Regions from separate parts of the Homo sapiens genome. Here region 2 is linked to region 1. The links are chromatin loops, found by intact Hi-C in ENCODE. Cell type or tissue: chondrocyte. All regions are shown on one strand. Each heading gives the region's core, and the rest is flanking DNA. Links, peaks and the distances in the headings are about the cores only. Region 1 has its middle 97 kb from the start of MSN. Region 2 has its middle 150 kb from the start of MSN.

Region 1 (11,616 bases), core at 1,882-9,881:
GTCTAAACAAATAAGTGTTCAAAATGTATTTAGTGGCACTGAGCCACCAAAGAAGAGAAGGGACGTCTGACAGCATAGGAGCAGGAAGATACATACTAAATCAAATTATCATTATTATTATGAAGCAAGCCACCAACAAGCTGGAGAATTTGGGGCTCATGCATTTCTTTTATTACTTTTTGTTAGGCAGATTGGCTGGAAAAATGATTTCTCTGGGTAGAATGGGACTACTATGGACTCTTTTTTTATTGTACTTTAAGTTCTAAGATATAGGTGCAGAAGGTGCAGGTTTGTTACATAGGTATGCACTTGCCATGGTGGTTTGCTGCACCCATCAACCTGTCATCTACATTAGGTATTTCTCCTAGTGCTATCCCTCCCCTAGCCCCCCACCTCCTGACAGGCCCCAGTGTGTGATATTCCCATCCCTGTGTCCATGTGTTCTCATTGTTCAACTCCCACTTATAAGTGAGAACATGTGGTGTTTGCTTTTCTGTTCCTGTGTTAGTTTGCTGAGAATGATGGTTTCCAGCTTCATCCATGTCCCTGCAAACAGCAAGAACTCATCCTTTTTTATGGCTGCATAGTATTCCATAGTGTATATGTGCCACATTTTCTTTATCCAGTCTGTCATTGATGGGCATTTGGGTTGGTTCCAAGTCTTTGCTATTGTGAATAGTGCTGCAATAAACATACGTGTGCATATGTCTTTATAGTAAAATGATTTATAATCCTTTGGGTATATGTCCAGTAATGGGATTGCTGGGTCAAATGGTATTTCTGGTTCTAGATCTTTGAGGAATCACCACACTGTCTTCCACAATGGTTGAAATAATTTACACTCCCACCAACAGTGTAAAAGCATTCCTATTTCTCCACATCCTCTCTAGCATCTGTGGTTTCCTGACTTTTTAATAATTGCCATTCTAACTGGTGTGAGATGGTATCTCATTGTGGTTTTGATTTGCATTTCACTAATGACCAGTGATGATGAGCCTTTTTTCATATGTTTCTTGGCTGCACAAATGTCTTCTTTTGAGAAGTGTCTGTTCATATCCTTTGCCCACTTTTTGATGAGGTTGTATGATTTTTTTCTTGTAAGTTTAAGTTCTTTGTTGATTCTGGATATTAGCCCTTTGTCACATGGATAGATTGCAAAAATTTTCTTCCATTCTGTAGGTTGCCAGTTCACTCTGATGGTAGTTTTTTTTTTTTTTTTTTTAATTTTTTTTTTTTTGCTGTGCAGAAGCTCTTTAGTTCAATTAGATCTCATTTGTCAGTTTTGGCTTTTGTTGCCATTGCTTTTTGTGTTTTAGTCATGAAGTCTTTGTCCATTCCTATGTCCTGAAAGGTATTGCCTAGGCTTTTTTCTGGGGTTTTTATGGTTTTAGGTCTTATTTTTACATCTTTAATCCATCTTGAATTAATTTTTATGCAAGGTGTAAGGAAGGGGTCCAGTTTCAGTTTTCTGTATATGGCTAGCCAGTTTTCCCAATACCATTTACTAAATAGAGAACCCTTTCCCATTGCTTGTTTTTGTCAGGTTTGTCAAAGATCAGATGGTTGTAGATGTGTGGCATTATTTCTAAAGCCTCTGTTCTGTTTCATTGGTCTATATATCTGTATTGGTACTAGTACCATGCTGTTTTGGTTACTGTAGGCTTGTAGTATAGTTTGAAGTCAGGTAGCATGGTGCCTCCAGCTTTGTTCTTTTTGCTTAGGATTGTCTTGGCTATGTGGGCACTTTTTTGGTCCATATGAAATTTAAAGTAGTATTTCTAATTCTGTGAAGAAAGTCAGTGGTGGCTTGATGGGGACAGCATTGAATCTATAAATTACTTTGGACAATATGGCCATTTTCACAACTCTTCCTATTCATGAGCCTGGAATATCTTTCCACCTGTTTGTGTCCCCTCTTATTTCCTTGAGCAGTAGTTTGTAATTCTCCTTGAAGAGGTCCTTCACATCACTTGTAAGTTGGATTCCTAGGTATTTTATTCTCTTTGCAGCAATTGTGAATTGGAGTTCACTCATGATTTTGCTCTCTGTCTATAATTGGTGTATAGGAATGCTTGTGATTTTTGCACATTGATTTTCTGTCCTGAGACTTTGCTGAAGTTGCTTATCAGCTTAAGGAGTTTTTGGGCTGAGACGACAAGGTTTTCTAAAAATACAATCCTATCATCTGCAGAGACAATTTGATTTCCTATCTTCCTATTTGAATACGCTTTATTTCTTTTTCTTGCCTGATTGCCCTGGACAGAATTTCCAATACTATTTTGAATAGGAGCAGTGAGAGAGGGCATCCTTATCTTGTGCAGGTTTTCAAAGGGAATGCCTTTAGTTTTTGCCCATTCAGTGTGATATTGGCTGTGGGTTTTTTCAGAAATAGCTCTTATTATTTTGAGATGCATTCCATCAATAGCTAGTTCATTGAGAGTTTTTAGCATGAAGTTGTGTTGAATTTTATCAACAGCCTTTTCTGCATCTATTGAGATAATCATGTGGAATTTGTCATTGGTTTGTTTATGTGATGGACTACATTTATTGATTTGCATATGTTGAACCAGCCTTGCATCCCAGGGATGAAGCCAACTTGATCGTGGTGGATAAGCTTTTTAATGTGTTGCTGGATTCGCTTTTCCAGTATTCTATTGAGGATTTTCACATCGATATTCATCAGGGATCTTGGCCTGAAATTTTCTTTTTTTGTGTGTGCGTCTCTGCCAGGTTTTGGTATCAGTATAATGCTGGCCTCAAAAAATAAGTTAGGGAGCAGTCCCTCTTTTTCTATTGTTTGGAATAGTTTCAGAAGGAATGGTACCAGCTCCTCTTTGTACCTCTGGTAGAATTTGGCTGTGAATCTGTCTGGTCCTGGACTTTTTTTGGTTGGTAGGCTATTAATTACTGCCTCAATTTCAGAAGGTGTTATTGGTTTAGTCAGGGATTCGACTTCTTCCTGGTTTAGTTTTGGGAGGGTGTATGTGTCCAGGAATTTATCCATTTCTTGTAGATTTTCTAGTTCATTTGCATAGATGTGTTTATGGTATTCTCTGATGGTAGTTTGTATTTCTGTGGGATCAATGGTCATATTCCTTTTATCATTTTTTATTGCGTCTATTTGATTCTTCTCTCTTTTCTTCTTTATTATTCTGGCTAGTGGTCTATTTTGTTGATCTTTTCAAAAATCCAGCTCCTGGATTCATTGATTTTTTTGAAGGGTTTTTTGTGTCTCTATCTTCTTCAGTTCTGCTCTGATTTTAGCTATTTCTTGCCTTCTGCTAGCTTTCGAATTTGTTTGCTCTTGCTTCTCTAGTTCTTTTAATTGTGATGTTAGTGTGTCAATTTTAGATCTTTCCTGCTTTCTCTTATGAGCATTTAGTGCTATAAATTTTCCTCTAAACACTGCTTTAATTGTGTCCCAGAGATTCTGGTACATTGTGTCTTTGTTCTCATGTGTTTCAAAGAACTTACTTAGATCTGCCTTAACTTTGTTATTTCCCCTGTAGTCATTCAGGGACAGGTTGTTCAGTTTCTATGTAGTTGTGTGGTTTTGAGTGAGTTTCTTAATCCTGAGTTCTAATTTTATTGCACTGTGATCTGAGATACTGTTATGATTTCCGTTTTTTTCATTTGCTAAGGAGTGCTTTATTTCCAATTATGTGGTCAATTTTAGAATAAGTGTGATGTGACGCTGTGAAGGATGTATAGTCTGTTGGTTGGGGGTGGAGAGTTCTGTAAATGTGTATTAGTTCTGCTTGGTCCAGAGCTGAGTTCAAGTCCTGGATATGCTTGTTAATTTTCTGTCTCGTTGATCTGTCTAATATTGACAGTGGTGTGTTAAAGTCTCCCACTATCATTATGTGGGAGTCTAAGTCTCTTTGTAGGTCTCCAAGAACTTGCTGTATGAATCTGTGTGCTCCTGTATTGGGTGCATATATATTTAGGATAGTTAGCTCTTCTTGTTACATTGATCCCTTTACCATAATATAATGCCCTTCTTTGTCTCTTTTGATCTTTGTTGGTTTCAAGTCTGTTTTATCAGAGACTAGGATTGCAACCCCTGCTATTTTTTGCTTTCCATTTGCTTTGGAAATATTATTCCATCTCTTTATTTTGAGCCTATATGTGTCTTTGCAAGTGAGATGAGTCTCCTGAATCAGCACATTGATGGGTCTCCTCTCTTTAACCAATTTACCAGGCTGTGTCTTTTAATTGGGGTGTTTAGCCTGTTTACATTTAAGGTTAATATTGTTATGTGTGAAGTTGATCCTGTCATTATGATGCTAGCTGGTTATTTTGGCCATTAGTTGATGAAGTTTCTTCATAGTGTCAATGGTCTTTTCAATTTGGTATGTTTTTGTGGTGGCTGGTACTGGTTTTTCCTTTCCATGTTTAGTGCTACCTTCAGGAGTTCTTGTAAGGCAGGCCTGGTGGTGAAAAAGTCTCTCAGCTTTTATTTTTCCTTCGTTTATGAAGCTTAGTTTGGCTGGATATGAAATTCTGGGTTGAAAATTCTTTTCTTTAAGAATGTTGAATATTAACCCCCACTCTCTTCTGGCTTGTAGGGTTTTTTCCAGAGACATCCGCTGTTAGTCTGATTAACTTCCTTTTGTGGGTAACCCGACCTTTCTCTCTGGCTGCCCTTAACATTTTTTCCTTCATTTCGACCTTGGTGAATCTGATGAGATTATGTGTCTTGGGGTTGCTCTCTCGATGAATATCATTGAGGTGCTCTCTGTATTTCCTGAATTTGAATGTTGGCCTGTCTTGCTAGCATGGGGAAGTTCTTCTGGATAATATCCTGAAGAGTGTTTTCCAACTTGTTTTCATTCTCCCCATCATTTTCATGTACACCCATCAAACGTAGGTTTGGTCTTTTCACATAGTCCCATATTTCTTGGAGGCTTTGTTCGTGCCTTTTCATTTTTTTTCTCTAATTTTGTCTTCACGCTTTATTTAATTAAGCTGATTTCAATCTCTGATATCTTTTTTTCTGCTTTATCAATTCGGCTATTGATACTTGTGTATGCTTCACAAAGTTCTTGTGCTGTGTTTTTCAGGTCCATCTGGTTATTTATGTTCTTTAAATTGGTTATTCTAGTTAGCAATTCATCTAACTTTTTTTCAAGGATCTTAGCTTCCTTGCATTGGATTAGACCATGCTCCTTTAGCTTTGAAGAGTTTGTTGTTACCCACCTTCTGAAGCCTACTTCTGTCAATTCATCAAACTCATTCTCCATCCAGTTTTGTTTCCTTGCTGGCAAGGAGTTGTAATTCTTTGGAGGAAAAAGGGCATTTTTGGAATTTTCAGCCTGTTTGCGTGGGTTTCTCCCCATCTTCGTGGATTTATCTACCTTTGGTCTTTGATGTTGGTGACTTTTGGATGGGGTTTCTGTGTGGATGCCCTTTTTGTTGATGTTGATGTTATTCCTTTCTGTTTGTTAGTTTTCCTTCTAATAGTCAGGCCCCTCTGCTGCAGGTCTGCTGGAGTTTGCTGGAGGTCCACTCCAGACCCTGTTTGCCTGGGTGTCACCAGTGGAGGCTGCAGAACAGCAAAGATTGCTGCCTGTTCCTTCTTCTGGAAGCTTTGTCCCAGAGGGGCACCTGCCAGATACCAGCCGGAGCTCTCCTGTATGTGGTGTCTGTCAACCCCTCCCAGTCAGGAGGCACAGAGGTCAGGGATCCACTTGAGGAGCCAGTCTGTCCCTTAGCAGAGCTGGAGCGCTGTGCTGGGAGATTCGCTGCTCTCTTCAGTGCTGGCATGCAGAAGTGTTTGAGTCTGCTGAAGTTGTGCCCACAGCTGCCCCTTTCCCCAGGTGCTCTGTCCTAGGGAGTTGGGAGTTTTATCTATAAGCCCCTGACTGGGGCTGCTGCCTTATTTTTCAGAGATGCCCTGCCCAGAGAAGAGGAATCTAGAGAGGCAGTCTGGCTTCAGAGGATTTTCTGAGCTGTGGAAGGCTGTGCCCAGTTGGAATTTCTCCGTGGCTTTGTTTACACTGTGAGGGGAAAACCACCTACACAAGCCTCAGTAATGGCAGATGTCCCTCCCCTCACCAAGCTTGAGCCTCCCAGGTTGACTTCAGACTGCTGTGCTGGCAGCAAGAATTTCAAGCCAATGAATCTTAGCTTGCTGGGCTCCATGGAGTTAGGATCTGCTGAGCTAGACCACTTGGCTTTCTGGCCTCAGCCTCCTTTCCAGGGGAGTGAATGGTTCTGTCTCGCTGGCATTCCAGACACCACTGGGGTATGAAAAAAAACTCCTGCAGCTAGCTCGATGTCTGCCCAAATGGCCACCCAGTTTTGTACTTGAAAACCAGGGCCCTGGTAGCATAGGCACCAGAGGGAATCTCCTGGTCTGCCAGTTGCGATGACCATGGGAAAAGTGTAGTATCTGGGCTGGAGTGCACCATTCCTCAAGCCACAGTCTTTCAAGGCTTCCCTTGTCTAGGGAGGGAGTTCCCCGACCCCTTGTGCTTCTCGGGTGAGGTGATGCCCCACCCTGCTTCAGCTCGCCCTCCATGGGCTGCATCCACTGTCTAACCATTCCCTATGAGAGGAGCTGGGTACCTTAATGTATATGGCCAAACTGTTGTATTAATTTATATAATAAAAAGTTGTATTAATTTTTATTTCCATGTGGTTAATTCTAACAATCTTCTTTTATGTTATTAGGTGCTGAATTAATAGGTTAAATATTTAAATTTAAAAAAAATTTTAAAAATATAAATGACTTTTTCTCATGTGTACTGATTACTAGTGTTTGTTCTCATTTGAATTGCCTTTCCATGTCCCTTGCCATTTTTTAAATTGAGGAATTGATTTTTTATGATTTAAAAGAATTATTTATATAATTCTTGAAATATATCCTTTGTTATAGATAATTTAAATATACCCTCCATCCCATTTGTCAACTTTGTTTATGGTGTATGTGTATGCACACAGATGCATGAGTTTAAGCATTCAGAATATTTTCTTTTTTTGGGGGGCATATATATGATTTCTTCCTTAATTTGAGTTTAATTTTAGCTTTTGCAACTGCTTGTGCCTCGAAAATAGAAACTAGATTTTTTCTTATCCTCCATGGTGTCTATGGTGGGACTTTGCAAATAACAGGGGCCTAGTAAATGTTTCATTAAAATCAAATCAGTCTTTTGACAGATTTGAAGAATGCAGTGGAATTAGTCAAAGGACATGTTTTTCAGATGACCTTATCCTGAATGTGACTTATTGTATATACTTTCTTTCCATTCCTATTGTATACATTCTTGCTAACATTTATTTTTGTCATTTAAAAATTTTAGCCATCTGCTATGGTTTGGATATGGTTTGTTTGTCCCCAGTAAAGCTCATGCTGAAATTTGATTCCCAGTGTAGTGATGTTGGGAGGTGGGGTCGGTGAGTGGTATTTGGGTAATTGAAGCTGATTCCTCATGGATGGCTTGGTGACATTCTCGTAGCAGTGAATTCTCACTCTTACAAGATTGGATTAGTTCTTGTAGGAATGGATTAGTTACTGTGAGAGTAGATTGTTATAAAGCCAGGATGTCCCTCAGATTTTCCTGTCTTCACAGGTGCCTGTTTCCCCTTTGACCCTCTTTGCCATGTTGTGATGCAGCAAAAAACCCTCATCAGAAGACAGGGCTGTGCTCTTGAACTTCTCAGCCTGTAGAACTGTGAGCAAAATAAATCTCTTTTCTTTGTAAATTACCCAGTCTCAGGTATTCTTTTATAGTAACACAAAATTGACTAAGATACTATTCTAGTGGGTGTAAAGTGGTATCTCACTGTGGTTTTAATTTATAATACCCTAATAAAAAATAATGTTGGGAAACTTTTCATATGTTTATTGGCCATTTAAATATCTTCTTTGGAGAAATGTCTATATAGATCCTTTACCTAATTATGTTGTTTTTTATTGTTGATGTTAAAATTTTCTTTATATATTTTAGATTTAAGTCCCTTATTAGATGTATGTTTTACAAATGTATTTTTCCATTCTATGGGTTGCCTTTCTACTTTCTTGATAGCATCGTTTGAAGCACAAAGATTTTAACTTTGATGATGTCCAGTTTACCTATTTTTTATTTTGTTCTTTTGCCTTTAGTGTCATATCTAAGAAATCATTGTTTCATAGAAGGTTACAAAGATTTACTCCTAATATTTTATTCTATGAGTGTTATAGTTTCAGCTCTTACATTTAGGTCTTTGACCAATTTTGAGTTAATTGTTATATATGGTGTGAAGTAGGGGGTTCAACTCTATTTTTTATGTGTGTTTATCCAATTATCCTAGCACTGTTTTTTAAAGATTATTTTTTCCCCTTGGCATTTTTGTTGAAAATCATTGACTGTAAATATGAAGGTTTATTTCAGAACTAAAAATTTTATATGTCTGTCCTTATGCAGGTAGCACACTGCACTGACTGCAGTACCTGCATAGTAAAATTCGACATTGAGGAGTGCTAGTATTCCATTATTGCTCTTCTTTTTAAAAATTGTTTTGACTATTTTGATCTCTTTGAATTTACATATGAATTTTAGGATCAGCTTGTCAATTTCTACAAATAACTTAGCTGGGGTTCTGTTAGGAATTGTTTTGAATTTCTAGCTCAATTTGAATAGTATTGCCATCTTAAGAATATTTAGTCTTCCAATCCATGGACATAGAATGCTGATATGGTTTGGATTTGTGTCCCCGCCCAAATCTCATGTTGAATTGTAATCCCCAGTGGAGGGCCCAGAGGAGGGGCCTGGTGAGAGGTGATTGGATCATAGGAGTGGATTTCTCCCTTGCTTTTCTCATGATAGTGAGTGAGTTCTCATGAGATCTGGTTGTTTAAAAGTATGTAACATCTCCCACTTCATCCTCTTTTCCTCCTGCTCTGGCCAGGTAAAACATGCTTCCTTTTTATTTGCCTCCGCCATCATTGTAAATTTCCTGAGGCCTCCCCAGCCATGCTTCCTGTACAGCCTGAAGAACCATAAGCCAACTACACGTCCTTTCTTTGCAAATTACCCAGTCTCAGGTATTTCTTTATAACAACGAGAGAATGAACTAATAACAGAAAATTGGTACCTAGGAGTGGGGCATTGCTATAAAGATACCTGAAAATCTGTAAGCAACTTTAGAACTGGGCGATGGGCAGAGGTTGGAACAGTTTGGAGATCTCAATAGAAGACAGCAAGATGAGGGAAAGTTTGGAACTTCCTAGAGACTTGTTGAATGGTTGTGACCAAAATACTGATAGTGATATGGACAATGAAGTCCAGGCTCAGGAGGTTTCAGATGGAGATGAGGAACTTACTGGGGACTAGAGAAAAAGTCATTCTTGCTATGCTTTAGCAAAGAGACTGGAAACATTGTGCCCCTGCTCTAGGGATCTTTGGAACTTTGAACTTGAGAATGATGATTTAGGGTATCTGATGGAAGAAATTTCTAAGCAGCAAAATGTTCAAGATGTAGCCAGACTGCTTCTAACACCATATGGTCATATGCATGGGCAAAGAGATGATCTGAAACTGGAACTTATATTTGAAAGGGAAGCAGAACATAAAAGTTTAGAAAATTTGCAGCCTGACCATGTGGTAGAAAAAAAATTTTGGTTTCCTTGGGAGGAATTCAAGCCAGCTGCAGAAATTTGCATAAATGAAGAGGAGCTGAATGTTAATAGCCAAAACAATGGGGAAAATGTCTTGAAGGCATTTCAGAGACCATTGTGGCAGCCCCTCCCATCACAGGCCTGGCCTAGAAGGGAAGAATAGTTTCATGGTCAGGCCCAGAGCCCGCTGCCCTGCTCAGCCTTGGGACACTGCTCCCTGCATCTTAGTCACTCCAGCTCCAGTTGTGGCTAAAAAGGGCCCCAGACATGTCTCAGGCCACTGCTCCACAGAGTGCAAGCTGTAAGTCTTGACAGCTTCAACATGGTGTTAGGCCTGCAGGTGCACATAGGGCAAGAGTGGAGGCTTGGGAGCCTCTACCTAGATTTTGGAGGATGTATGGAAACACCTGGATGTCCGTTCGGAAGTCTGCTGCAGGAGCAGAGACCTCATGGAGAACCTCTACTAGGGCAGTGAGGAGGGGAAATGTGGGGTGGATCCCCCACACAGAGTCTCCACTGGGGCACTACCTAGTGGAGCTGTGAGAAGACAGCCACCATCCTCCAGACCCCAGAATGGTAGATCCACTGACAGCTTGCACCATGCTCTTGGAAAAGCTGCAGGCACTCAATGCCAGTCCATGAAAGCAGCTGAGGGAGCTGTACCCTGCAGAGCCACAGGGGAACAGGTGCTCTGGGCCTTGGGAACCCACCCCTTGCATCAGGATGGCCTGGATTTGAGACACGGAGTCAAAAGAAGTTATTTTGGAGTTTTAAGATTTAATGACTGCCCTGCTGGGTTATGGACTTGCATGGGGCCTGTAGTCTCTTTGTTTTGCCTGTCTCTCTTTTGGAATAATTGTGTTTACCCAATGCCTGTACCTGATTGTATCTTGGAAATAACTAACTTGTTTTTGATTTTACAGGCTTTCACATAGGTGAAAGGGATTTGCCTTGTCTCAAATGAGACTTTGCACTATGGACTTTTGAGTTAATCTTGAAATGAGTTAAGACTTGGCAGACTGTTGAGAAGGGATTATTATATTTTACAATGTGAGAAGTACATGAGATTTGAGAGGTACCAGGAGCAGAATGAGATGGTTCGGATTTATATCCCCACCCAAATCTCATGTCAAATATAATCCCTAATGTTAGAGAAGGGGCCTGGTAGGGGGTGATTGGATCATGGGGGCAAACTTCCCCCTTGCTGTTCTTGTGATACTGAGCGAGTTTTCACAAGATCTAGTTGTTTAAAACTGTGTAGCACCTCCCCCTTCACCCTTTCTTCATCCTGCTCTGGCCTTGTAAGATGTGCCTCCTTCCTCTTCACCTTTTGCCATGATTGTCAGTTTCCTGAGGCCTCTTCAGCCATGCTTCCTGTACAGCCTGTGGAACCATGAGCCAATTAAAGCTCTTTTTTAAAATAAATTATCCAATCTCAGGTAGTTCCTTATAGCAATGCGAGTATGGACTAATACAAATGCCTTTCTATTTATTCAGGTCTTCATCATTTTCTTTCATTAGCATTGGTAATTTTTAGCCTACAGAACTATACATGTTTTCTTGCATGTATAATTAAATATTTTCTTTGAGTGATTGTACATTATATTGTGTTTTAAATTTTGATTTCCACGTGGTCATTATTACTATATAAAAATGCGAATGATTTTTGTGTGTTGATGTTGGGTCCTGTGACCTTGATGAGTTCCCATATTAGTTCTAATAAGTTTTTTGTATATCTCTTGATATTTCCTATGTAGATCATCATTTCACATGTAAATAGGGACAATTTTACTTCTTCCTTCACAATCTGTTTTCTTTGTTTCCTCTTTTGCCTTATTGTGATGGCTAGAAATAAGAGTGATAAGTGCCAGGTGTGGTGGCTGATGCCTGTAATCCCAGCACTTTGGGAGGCCAAGGCAGGCAGATCACGTGGTGAGGAGATAGAGACCATCCTGGCCAACATGGTGAAACCTTGTCTCTACTAAAAATACAAAAATTGGCTGGGTGTGGTGGTG
Region 2 (11,616 bases), core at 2,453-10,452, 57 kb after region 1:
AGGAGCAAGGAAGCCAGTCTGAGTCCCAAAACCTCAAAAGTGGGGAAGCCAACAGTGCAGCCTTCAGTCTGTGATCAAAGGCCTGAGAGTCCCTGGCAAACCACTGCTGTAGGTCCAAGAGTCCAAAAGCAGAAGAACTTGGAGTCTGATGTTCTAAGGCAGGAAACATCCAGCATGGGAGAAAGATGGAGGCCAGAAGATTTAGCCATTCAAGTCCTTCCATGTCTTCTCCCTGCTTTTATCCTAGCCATGCTGGCAGCTGATAGATGGTGCCCACCTAGATTGAGGGTGGGTCTGCCTCTCCTAGTCCACTGACTTAAATGTTAATCTCCTTTGCAACACCCTCACAAACCCACCCAAGAACAATACTTTGCATCCTTCAATCCAATCAAGTTGACACTCAATATTAACCATCACAAGCATCCAAATAGGAAGAGAGAAATTCAAACTATTCCTGTTTGCAGACAACATGATTCTATATCTAGAAAACCCCCATAGTCTCAGCCCAAAAGCTCTTTAAGCTAATAAACAACTTCATAAAGTTTCAGAATACTAAATCAATGTACGAAAATCAGTAGCATTCCTATGCAACAACAGTCAAGCTGAGAGCCAAATCAGGAATGCTATCCCATTCACATTTGCCACAATTATAAAATACCTAGGAATACAACTAACCAGTTAGGAGAAAGTTCTCTGTAATGATAATTACAAAACACTGCTCAAAGAAATCAAAAATGACACAAAGGGAAAAACATTCCATGCTTATGGACAGGAGAAATCAGTATCATTAAAATGGCCATACTGCCCAAAGCAATGTACAGAGTCAATACTATATCAAACTACCAATGACATTTTTCACCAAACTAGAAAAAAATATTTTAAGGCCAGATGTGTTGGCTCACACCTGTAATCCCAGCACTTTGGGAGGCTGAGGAGGGTGGATCACCTGAGATCATGAGTTCAAGGCCAGCCTGAACATGGTGAAACCCCCATCTCTACAAAAATACAAAAATTCGCCGGGCGTGATGATGGGTACCTGTAATCCCAGCTACTTGGGAGGCTGAGTTGGAAGAATCACTTGAATCCGGGAGGTGGAGGTTGCAGTGAGCTGAGATCGTGCCTTTGCACTCCAGCCTGGGCAACAGAGCGAGACTCCCTCTCAAAAAACAAAAAAAGAAAGAAAAAGCAAAAACTATTTTAAGATTCATATGGAACCAAAAAAGATCCCAAATAGCCAAGGCAATTCTAAGCAAAAAGAACAAAGCTGGAGGCATCACATCACCAAACTTCAAACTATACTACAGGGCTACAACAACCAAAATAGCATGGTACTCATAGAAAAACAGACACATAGACCAATTAAACAGATTAGAGAGCCCAGAAATAAGGACACACACCTACAACCATCTGAACTTTGACAAAGCTGACAAAAGCAACAGGAAAAGGACTCCCTATTCAATAAATGGTGCTGAGATAACTGGCTAGCACTATGCAGAAGATTGAAACTGGACCTCATCCTTATACAATATATAAAAATCAACTCTAGATGGATTGAAGACTTAAATGTAAATCCCAGAACTATAAAAACCCTGGAAGACAACGTAGGCAATACCATTCTGGACATAAGAACTAGCAAAGAGTTCATGATGAATCCACCAAAAGCAACTGCAACAAAAGCAAAAATTGACAGATGGGAAATAATTAAACTAAAGAGCTTTTGCACAGCAACAGAAACTATCAACAGAGTAAACAGACAACCTACAGAACAGGAGAAAATATTTGCAAACTATGCAACATACAAAGGTCTAACATCCAGCATCTATAAGAAACTTTAACAAATTTCCAAGAAAAAAACAAACAAACAACCCTATTAAAAAGTGGGCAGAGAACATTAATAGACATTTATCAAAAGAAGACATACATGTGGCCAACATGCATATGAAATAAAGCTCAATATTCCTGATGACTAGAGAAATGCAAATCAAAACTACAATGAGAGACCATCTCACAGCAGTCAGAATGGCTATTATTAAAATATCAAAAAAATAAAAGATACTGGCAAGCTTGTGGAGAAAAGAGAACACTTTTTTGTAAAATTAAAATAGAGTTTATTAGCTTTTCTTTTCTATTTTATTTTATTTTATTTTATTTTTGAGACAGAGTCTCACTTTGTCGCCCAGGCTGGAGTGCAGTGGCACCATCTCTGCTCATTGCAACCTCCGCCTCCCGGGTTCAAGCAATTCTCCTGTCTCAGTCCCCCAAGCAGCTGAGACCACAGGTGCACGCTACCACGCCCGGCCAATTTTTGTATTCTTAGTAGAGACGGGGTTTCCCCATGCTGGCCAGGCTGGTCTCGAATTCATGACCTCAGGTAATCTGCCAGCCTTAGCCTCTCAAAGTGCTAGGATTACAGGTGTGAGCTACCACACCCGGCCAGAAATAGATTTCATCTAGTTTAGAACACTAATCTCTTTTTAATATTTCAAATTTAGGTGACTTTGTTATCAGTCTCCTAAAATTATTTGCTCCTTGCCTTTTAAAGCCTGAAGTAAGACTTCCTAAGGGTTATGTAAGTAGTTTCTTAAATAGCAGGACTTAATGGGACACCTACAGCTTGGTAACGTAGGATGATAAAAGAACTGTTCATATCACCTTCTATCATTAGGGTCCATTTCCTTTTATTACATGCTAATTAACACTGCTCTTCAAAATCTTCCTTTACATTAAAGAAACTTTGGTGATCAAAGCATATAGAGCACAACCCTGCAAGTAGCTACTTTTAAAAAGAGGAGGGCATTTTATGGAGATACAAGGTATTCCAAAAGTTTAGTGTAATTTTAAGCTTTGATATATGTAGAAGTATAAATGCTACAAACCACAAACCTTTACAAAAACTTGTTTGAACGTTTTTCTTTTTCTTTTTTTATTTTAGACAGGGTCTGGAAGTTACCCAGGCTGGAGTGCAGTGGCATGATCATGGCTCACTGCAGCCTTGACCTCCTGGGCTCAAGTGATCCTCCGACCTCAGCCTCCAGGGTAGCTAGGACTACAGACACATGCAACCACATCCAGCTAATTATTTTTATTTATTATTATTTTTTTTACAGACAGGGTATCAATATGTTGCCTAGACTGGTCTTGAACACCTGTGCTCAAGCAATCCTCCCACCTCAGCCATGCAAAGTACTGAGATTGTAGGCATGAATCACTATGTCCAGCCCTTTTCTTTCGCATTTAATTTTGCATTTTTTTAAGAGATGTGGTCTCGCTATGTTGTCCAGTTTGGAGTGCAGTAGCAATTCCTATAGGCACCATCATGGTGCACTGCAGCCTCCAATACTTGACCTCAAGCAGTCCTCCAACCCCAGCCCCCCAAGCAGGTGGGATTATAGGCATGCACCACCACACCCAGCTTCATTTTGCAAATTTTTAATATAAAGCTTTTAATTGTTTGCCTCAGTGAAAGTCTGCTATCTTCAAAAGTGACTGAAACAAAAAATTAAACTATTCAGGAGACAAGTGCCAGGTGTGCCTGTAGTCCCAGCCACTCATGTCACTGATGCTAGAGGATGGCTTGAGGTCAGAAGTTCTAGGCTGCAGTGCACCATGATTGCACCTGTGAACAGCCACTGCACTCCAGCCTGGACAACAGAGCAAGACCTCATCTCTTAAAAAAATTTTTTCAAACGATGTTTTTTAAAAGGTTCATAGCATTTATACTCACGCTGCAGTGCCTTCGAGGGCCTGAGCTATATTAAAGCTTAAAACCGCTTTACTTTTTTTTTTCATTGTCACTAAGCCACCATGTTGGTTGGCATTATGAAAATATGTATTAATACACTTATTTAACAAGGGAAAAATTATCAGAAAATGAGAAGCATCATTCTTAGTTCACAAGAAATGCAACATGGACCCCAATAGAAGAAGGAGAAGTCATGCAGCCAACAAAGATATGAAAAAATGCTCATCATCACTGGTCATTAGAGAAATGCAAATCCATGTCATGCCAGTTAGAATGGTGATCTTTAAAAAGTCAGGAAACAGCAGATGCTGGAGAGGATGTGGAGAAATAGGAATGCTTTTACACTGTTGGTAGGAGTGTAATATTAGTTCAACCATTGTGGAAGACAGTGTGGTGATTCCTCAAGGATATAGAGCTAGAAATACCATTTGACCCAGTGATTCCATTACTGGGTATATACCCAAAGGATTATAAATCATGCTACTATAAAGACACATGCACATGTATGTTTATTGCAGCACTATTCACAATAGCAAGACTTGGAACCAACCCAAATGTACATCAGTGATAGACTGGATTATGAAAATGTGGCACATACACACCATGGAATACTATGCAGCCATAAAAAAGGATGAGTTCATGTCCTTTGCTGGGACATGGATGAAGCTGGAAGCCATCATTCTCAGAAAACTATCACAAGAACAGAAAACTAAACACTGCATGTTCTCATTCATAAGTGGGAGTTGAACAATGAGAACACATGGACACAGGGAGGGAAATATCACACACCGAGGCCTGTTGGGGGGTGGGGGGATAGGGGAGGGATAGCATTAGGAGAAATACCTAATATAGGTGACGGGTTGATGGGTGCAGCAAACCACCATGGCACATGTATACCTGTGTAACAAAACTGCACGTTCTGCACATTACCCCAGAACTTAAAGTATAATAAAAAATAAATAAATAAAAGAAGTAGATATCAATAACGATACTTCCTCTGTTTATGACCCCAAACATGCTAAAATGCTAAAGTAATGTTTGCAAAGAATATGAATGACAAATGTTATCCAGCAGGTTTTTGGCTTAAAATGATTGCCTATGACTAGCAGCTTCAATGGTAGGGAGGAAGAATCCTTCATTACCTAACAATGGTGCAGTCTGCTCCTAAGTGTCTTTAGAGTACCATGTTTTAATGATAATACTGCATTGATTCTAAAGGCATATGCAGCAAAATGTGGGGAGGGAGAAAAATTGGAAAAAGCATAAAAGTTATATGGTTAGTGTCTTTAAAGTTTAAAAATTTAAACTATTGTTTAAAAAAACCTTACATAGTTCACAGCTATCAGCCCATATAGTAAGCAAATATCTGTGTGGGAAAGGAACCTTCACTTTGGAGTGTTTTTTGTAACTCTGTTTACATTAAAAAGGACAGAAGAATGTTTTGTTGCATTGACAAGGTCCCATTCTTTTCTATGGAGTACAATCCTTGTTGTCCATGAATCTCTTGAATTCGAGATCTATCCTTTTAATGAAAACACTAATTTTGCTGGGTTTTGAGCAGGAAAGGTGATATTTCTCCAGTCTTTGTAGATAAAGGTCCTGTGACGTTATAACCCCTCATTTCTCCCTTTAAGAGAGGATGGCTTTAGAGTGCTGAATACCAATGAAGTCATCAGTGCTGAAAGACCTTCTCATAGGGCTCTCCACAAGTCTTTGTCTTCACACAATCTAGAAATAGCCTCTAGGTTCTGTGCTCTTTTTTTGCTAAGAGGAGCAAATAGAAAATTCAGGTTATTGTCATCTGCTAAGGAGCGAAGATCAAAGTAGTATTTGGCATAAACACTGGCAGGAACATTAAGATTAAACTGAAGAAGCATCAAAAAATGCCTTTCCATTTCATTCATGTCCTCACCTGTAATGTCCTTGAAGATCTGGCAGTAGTCCATATTCCATACAGCCTGATGGTTCCAAACCTTGGAGGCAAGAATGGCTCGCAGACCAATCCTTTTCCAGTTAGTGGGACAAATGTTGGTTTCAGCATAAGTTAAAAGCTTTTCTAAGTAAACCAAAGTTACTATTGCACATTCAGCTGTTAGCTGTGCAGCACTAAAAGGAGTATGAACAAATCTGTAAATAAATTTGTGCTCAGGATCATGCTTAAACTATTCTTCTGGAACTTTTTCTCGTGTAAGTGGATGTGATCTCTCATCAAAAATATCCAGGGATCTATTTGCATCTCTGTTCTTTATGTGGTGATATATTGCTAAGGTCACACATTTTACTGTGGTTCTAAGGTTAGGCTGGTTGACTGTGCTGTCATATAGAAATATTGTTGAGCATGAGCTATACTTTTTAGTAAGCTGCCCTGGAGATACATGGTTTAAATGGTTGCTCTTCCTCTTTTCTCTCACATCCGTTTGAGATTTGCGCAGGAAAATTGTGCTTGCCCTTGGATGGTCAGAAGGGTTTGACTCCAATGCTAAATCTTTGGGCATCTCGCGGTCGCTGATGTGCTGCAGGTGGTGGCCCTCGCCTTCTCCGAAATCAAACTCGGGAGGCTCCGCAGCAGCAGGCGCTACCGCCACCTCGTCCCCGGACGCCGCCTCGTAGATGTCGGACGCGGGGATCCGGCGCGCCGGCCCAGCTTGGGGCTGGCATTGAGGGACACGCAACAAGTCAGCGTGTTCCCCATGGGGCGCCTCCGCCCCTCTCCGCCGCCTCTGGCGCCTTCGCTTGCGCCCTACTCTGCCTCGCTCAGCAGCAGCCCCCTCCCCCAACAATGGCGCGGGGACACTGAGCAAGCAGAGGCCACCTCGCCCAGGGCTCACCCGCCCGCCCCGCGGCCCTGCTCCGCCAGGGCTCGGTCCTGCGCCACACCCCAGCCGCCACGCTGCCTCCGCCTCCGGTGAGCTGACTTGTCTGCCAAGAGAACACTTATATACTGTTGGTGGGAGTTCAGCCATTGTGGAAAGCAGTGTGGTGATTCCTCAAAGAGCTAAAAACAGAACTACTATTAAACCCAGTAATCCCATTACTGGGTATATACTCAAAACAATATAAATACTTCTACCATAAAGACACATGCATGTGTATATTCACCCCAGCACTATTCACAATACCAAAGACATGGAATCAACCTAAATGCCCATCAATGACAGACTGCATAAAGAAAATGTACATATAAACCATGGAATAATATGCAGCTATAAACAAGAATGAGATCATGTCCTTTGCAGGAACATAGATGGTGCTGGAGGCCATTATCCTTGGCAAACTAATGCATGAACAGCAAACAAAACACCACATGCCCTCACTTATAAGTGGGAGCTAAAAGATTCAAACACATGGACATAGAGAGGGGAACAACGGACACTGGGGCCTACTTGAGGGTGGAGGGTGGGAGAAGAGAGATGATCAGGAAAAATAATTATTGGGTACTAAGCTTAGTACGTATGTGATGGAATAATCTTTACAAAAAAAGTGACACAAGTTTACCTACATAACAAACTTGCACATGTACCCCTGAACCTAAAATAAAAGTTTTTTTTTTTTTTTAATGAATTTCATGAGAAGTAAAGGAGGAGGCCTAGCCTGGCAACTATTTGGTGTCATGATATCTGGGGACTTTAACTAATCACGGTTCAAAGTAAGACAACAAAATATTGTTGCTATGTTGCTGCTAAAAAGAAATTGGAATGTCAGAAAGACCATTTTAGATTTGATGTTAGGATGCAAGGCAAGTTGCAAAATCAGGGAATGAGAAATAGTGTAGGTGAGGGTGTGTGTGCGTGCAGGTATCTTAAGACCAAGGTAGGATGGTGTAGGTTGGTGTATTAGTCCGTTTTCACGCTGCTGATAAAGACAAACCTGAGACTGGGCAATTTACAAAAGAAAAAGGTTTAATTGGACTTACAGTTCCACGTGGCAGGGGAAACCTCACAATCATGGCAGAAGGCAAGGAGGATCAAGTCAGATCTTACATGGACAGCAGTAAGCAGAGAGAATGAGGAAGACGCAAAAGCAGAAATCCCTGATAGAATCATCAGATTTGTGAGACTTATTCACTACCATGGGAACAGTATGGGGGAAACCACCCCCGTGATTCAATTGTCTCCCACTGGGTCCCTCCCATAACATATGGCAATTATGGGAGTACAACTCAGGATGAGATTTGGGTGGGGACACAGAGCCAAACCATATTATTCCACCCCAGCCCCTGCCAAATCTCATGTCCTCACATTTCAAAACCAATCATGCCTTCCCAACAGTCCCCCAAACTCTTAACTCATTTCAGCATTAACCCAAAATTCCACAATTCAAAGTCTCATCTGAGACAAGGCAAGCTCCTTCCACCTATGAGCCTGTAAAATCTGCAGAGAGGTGAACTAACATTTGTACAGCTACTTTTTCTTTGTGGGTATTTTCTGCTTTCTGGTTTGCAGTAGGCTGAAAACACAGACATGGCCCCAGTCAGAAGGCTGCTGCTGAGAGTTAGAGAAACCAACAGAGCTTTTGGTAGTGCCTTGGTGCTGGAGAAACAAAACAGGAGAATATGGCAGAGCACAGTTACATGAGAAAGGCAGAGAGCTGAGCCTATGAATAGCTGGTTTTTGCCTTAAGATGGTTGCCAAATTCTGGAGCTCAGAAGGCTAAAAAGCTAAAGAGAAATGGCCATATTGCCCAAGGTAATTTATCGATTCAATGCCATCCCCATCAAGCTACCAATGACTTTCTTCACAGAATTAGAAAAAACTACTTTAAAGTTCATATGGAACCAAAAAACAGCCCACATCACCAAGTCAATCCTAAGTCAAAAGAACAAAGCTGGAGGCATCATTCTACCTGACTTCAAACTAAACTACAAGGCTACAGTAACCAAAACAGCATGGTACTGGTACCAAAACAGAGATATAGATCAATGGAACAGAACACAGCCCTCAGAAATAACACCGCATATCTACAACTATCTGATCTTTGACAAACCTGATGAAAACAAGCAATGGGGAAAGGATTCCCTATTGAATAAATGTTGCTGGGAAAACTGGCTAGCCATATGCAGAAAGCTGAAACTGGATCCCTTCCTTACACCTTATACAAAAATTAATTCAAGATGGATTAAAGACTTAAACGTTAGACCTAAAACCATAAAAACCCTAGAAGAAAACCTAGGCATTACCATTCAGGACATAGGCATGGGCAAGGGCTTCATGTCCAAAACACCAAAAGCAATGGCAACAAAAGCCAAAATTGACAAATGGGATCTAATTAAACTAAAGAGCTTCTGCATAGCAAAAGAAACTACCATCAGAGTTAACAGGCAACCTACAAAATGGGAGAAAATTTTCGCAACCTACTCATCTGACAAAGAGCTAATATCCAGAATCTACAATGAACTCAAACAAATTTACAAGAAAAAAACAAACAACCCCATCAAAAAGTGGGTGAAGGACATGAACAGACACTTCTCAAAAGAAGACATTTATGCAGCCAAAAAACACATGAAAAAATGCTCACCATCACTGGCCATCAGAGAAATGCAAATCAAAACCACAATGAGATACCATCTCACACCAGTTAGAATGGCAATCATTAAAAAGTCAGGAAACAACAGGTGCTGGAGAGGATGTGGAGAAATAGGAACACTTTTACACTGTTGGTGGGACTGTAAACTAGTTCAACCCTTGTGGAAGTCAGTTTGGTGATTCCTCAGGGATCTAGAACTAGAAATATCATTTGACCCAGCCATCCCAAAGGACTATAAATCATGCTGCTATAAAGACACATGCACACGTATATTTATTGCGGCACTATTCACAATAGCACAGACTTGGAACCAAGCCAAATGTCCAACAATGATAGACTGGATTAAGCAAATGTGGCACATATACACCATGGAATACTATGCAACCATAAAAAAGGATGAGTTCATGTCCTTTGTAGGGACATGGATTAAATTGGAAATCATCATTCTCAGTAAACTATCGCAAGGACAAAAAACCAAACACCGCATATTCTCACTCATAGGTGGGAATTGAACAATGAGAACACATGGACACAGGAAGGGGAACATCACACTCTGGGGACTGTTGTGGGTGGGGGGAGGGGGAGAGGGATCGCTTTAGGAGATATACCTAATGTTAAATGACGAGTTAATGGGTGCAGCACACCAGCATGACACATGTATACATATGTAACTAACCTGCACATTGTGCACATCTACCCTAAAACTTAAAGTATAATAATAATAAAATGAAAAAGAAAAAAAAAGAAAACTTTTGAAAGTAAAGTGCCATTAAACTGTGTCGAGTCAAGTATTAAAATTCTGGACCCATCAAGGGTAAACATGCCAAATTCTCCATTGGAAACCCTGGAGAGCTAACATTCCAAAAACCAGAGGTATTCTGGTTTACCGTGAAAGAGAAAGAGAAAAAATAGCCAATAGAAACAAAACAGACCCATAGATGTTTCAGATATTATTGTTATCAGACAAGGACTTTTAAATAATTATGATTAATATGTTCACAAAAATAGAAAAGAAAAAGAAAAAAGATAGCTAAAATAAGGAGAACTCCAGAGAGCTAAAATCTATTTAAAAGAACCAGATGGGAATTCTAGAAGGAAAAGAGCACACAAATTGAAATAAAGATCTCAACAGATAGATTTAAGAGCAGCTTAGACCATGTAAAAGAAATGATTAGTAAACCAAAAGACATAAATATACCTCTCTCAATAGCTAGCAAAATAAGTAGACAAAAAGCTGGTAGTTGAGATGAGAAAGTTTGATAGGTGATAGTCTGAGCAGATGATCATTGGAAGTGTAATAAGGTATAGTATATGTGGGGTTGCTGGAGATGGGAGGTTGGGTAGGAGAGCTGGCAAAGAGATAGGCAGGACTTCAGTCTTAGAGGGAGCATAGCAGAGTGGAAGTCATATGTGGGTTCAAATCCCAGCCTTATCACTTCAAGGTTATGAGACCTTGGGCACCTTTCTTAACCTTGATTTCTTCATTTGTAAAATGAGGCTTAGAGTATTACCTACTTTAGAGGGTTGTTGTAAAAATCAAATTTAAATGAGACAATGCTTGTAAAGTGTGTAGATGGTGACAAGGCCCATAGAAGTTGCTTGACAAATAGTAGCTGCTAACATTAGATGGCCTGGTATACTATGTAAGTTAGTAGTGTAAGGATTTAGATATCAAGAGACAGGCAAAACTGTTTTCTGCCTAACTTTCCTATTTAACTCCCCATCTAACCTTCTATTTCAGGAGATATAGGGAAAACTGGGACATAGAGGGAAACCTCATCCTTTTCTTCCATAAATCTGGCTTCTCATCTTTGTGGGCACAGAGTGTAAGAAGCAGTTTATGACCCAATATCATTTTTTGCTGGCTTTCAAAGGAACCAGGATAGAGGATAGGACCATGTGCCAGACCTTCTTTTCCAGGGACCCTTCTCTGCAAGCTGCAGGCTTTCTGGTTGACTCACTTGGTTTCTATGGGGATAGGGGTCTTGCTAAGGAGAAAGCCAGAGCACCCTGTGGCTAGAATCAGCTCCTGTTTCTGATTCTGCAGTACCAGGTGGGGGACTCCACTAAATGCTGCAGTGTGAGGTTGGGTTACAGTAGTTTGTTTCTGCTCTAACTCAATGGATTCCATGTTTTCTGAAGAGAGGTTCTGAGGTTTCATATTTTTGTAGGATTTTTTGACAAAGGCAAAGATAGCAGACGTGAAGTAGGGGCCTCTTTTCTCAGGCCAGGTTAAACATCCTCTCAGCTTCAGGACATGACACCAGACTTGATTTTGTCAATCACTTTGACAAAGAGCCTGGTTTCTACAAGGACAGACTTTCTGAGAAGAGTGTGAATATGTTTACAGG

The links. A loop is a pair of places that touch in the nucleus more often than their neighbours do. Peaks named below come from ENCODE experiments on the same cell type or tissue, not always from the same donor. Only the 100,000 strongest peaks of a DNase experiment are listed, where the experiment ranks them.
Region 2: a loop joins it to region 1, with 5 times the contacts of the local background. A loop is called at or near these places in 2 of 110 quality-filtered maps.

The regions. Positions count from the first base shown.
Region 1 is chrX:65,759,177-65,770,792 of GRCh38, forward strand. No RefSeq gene overlaps it. Among named protein-coding and RNA genes, the nearest start is that of MSN, 97 kb to the left of the region's middle. In chondrocyte, for the core only: no CTCF peak of the experiment used is centred there; no DNase peak of the experiment used is centred there.
Region 2 is chrX:65,815,816-65,827,431 of GRCh38, forward strand. It overlaps the pseudogene CCNYL5. Among named protein-coding and RNA genes, the nearest start is that of MSN, 150 kb to the left of the region's middle. RefSeq lists a silencer at 6,498-6,647. In chondrocyte, for the core only: no CTCF peak of the experiment used is centred there; a DNase peak (open chromatin) is centred at 6,422.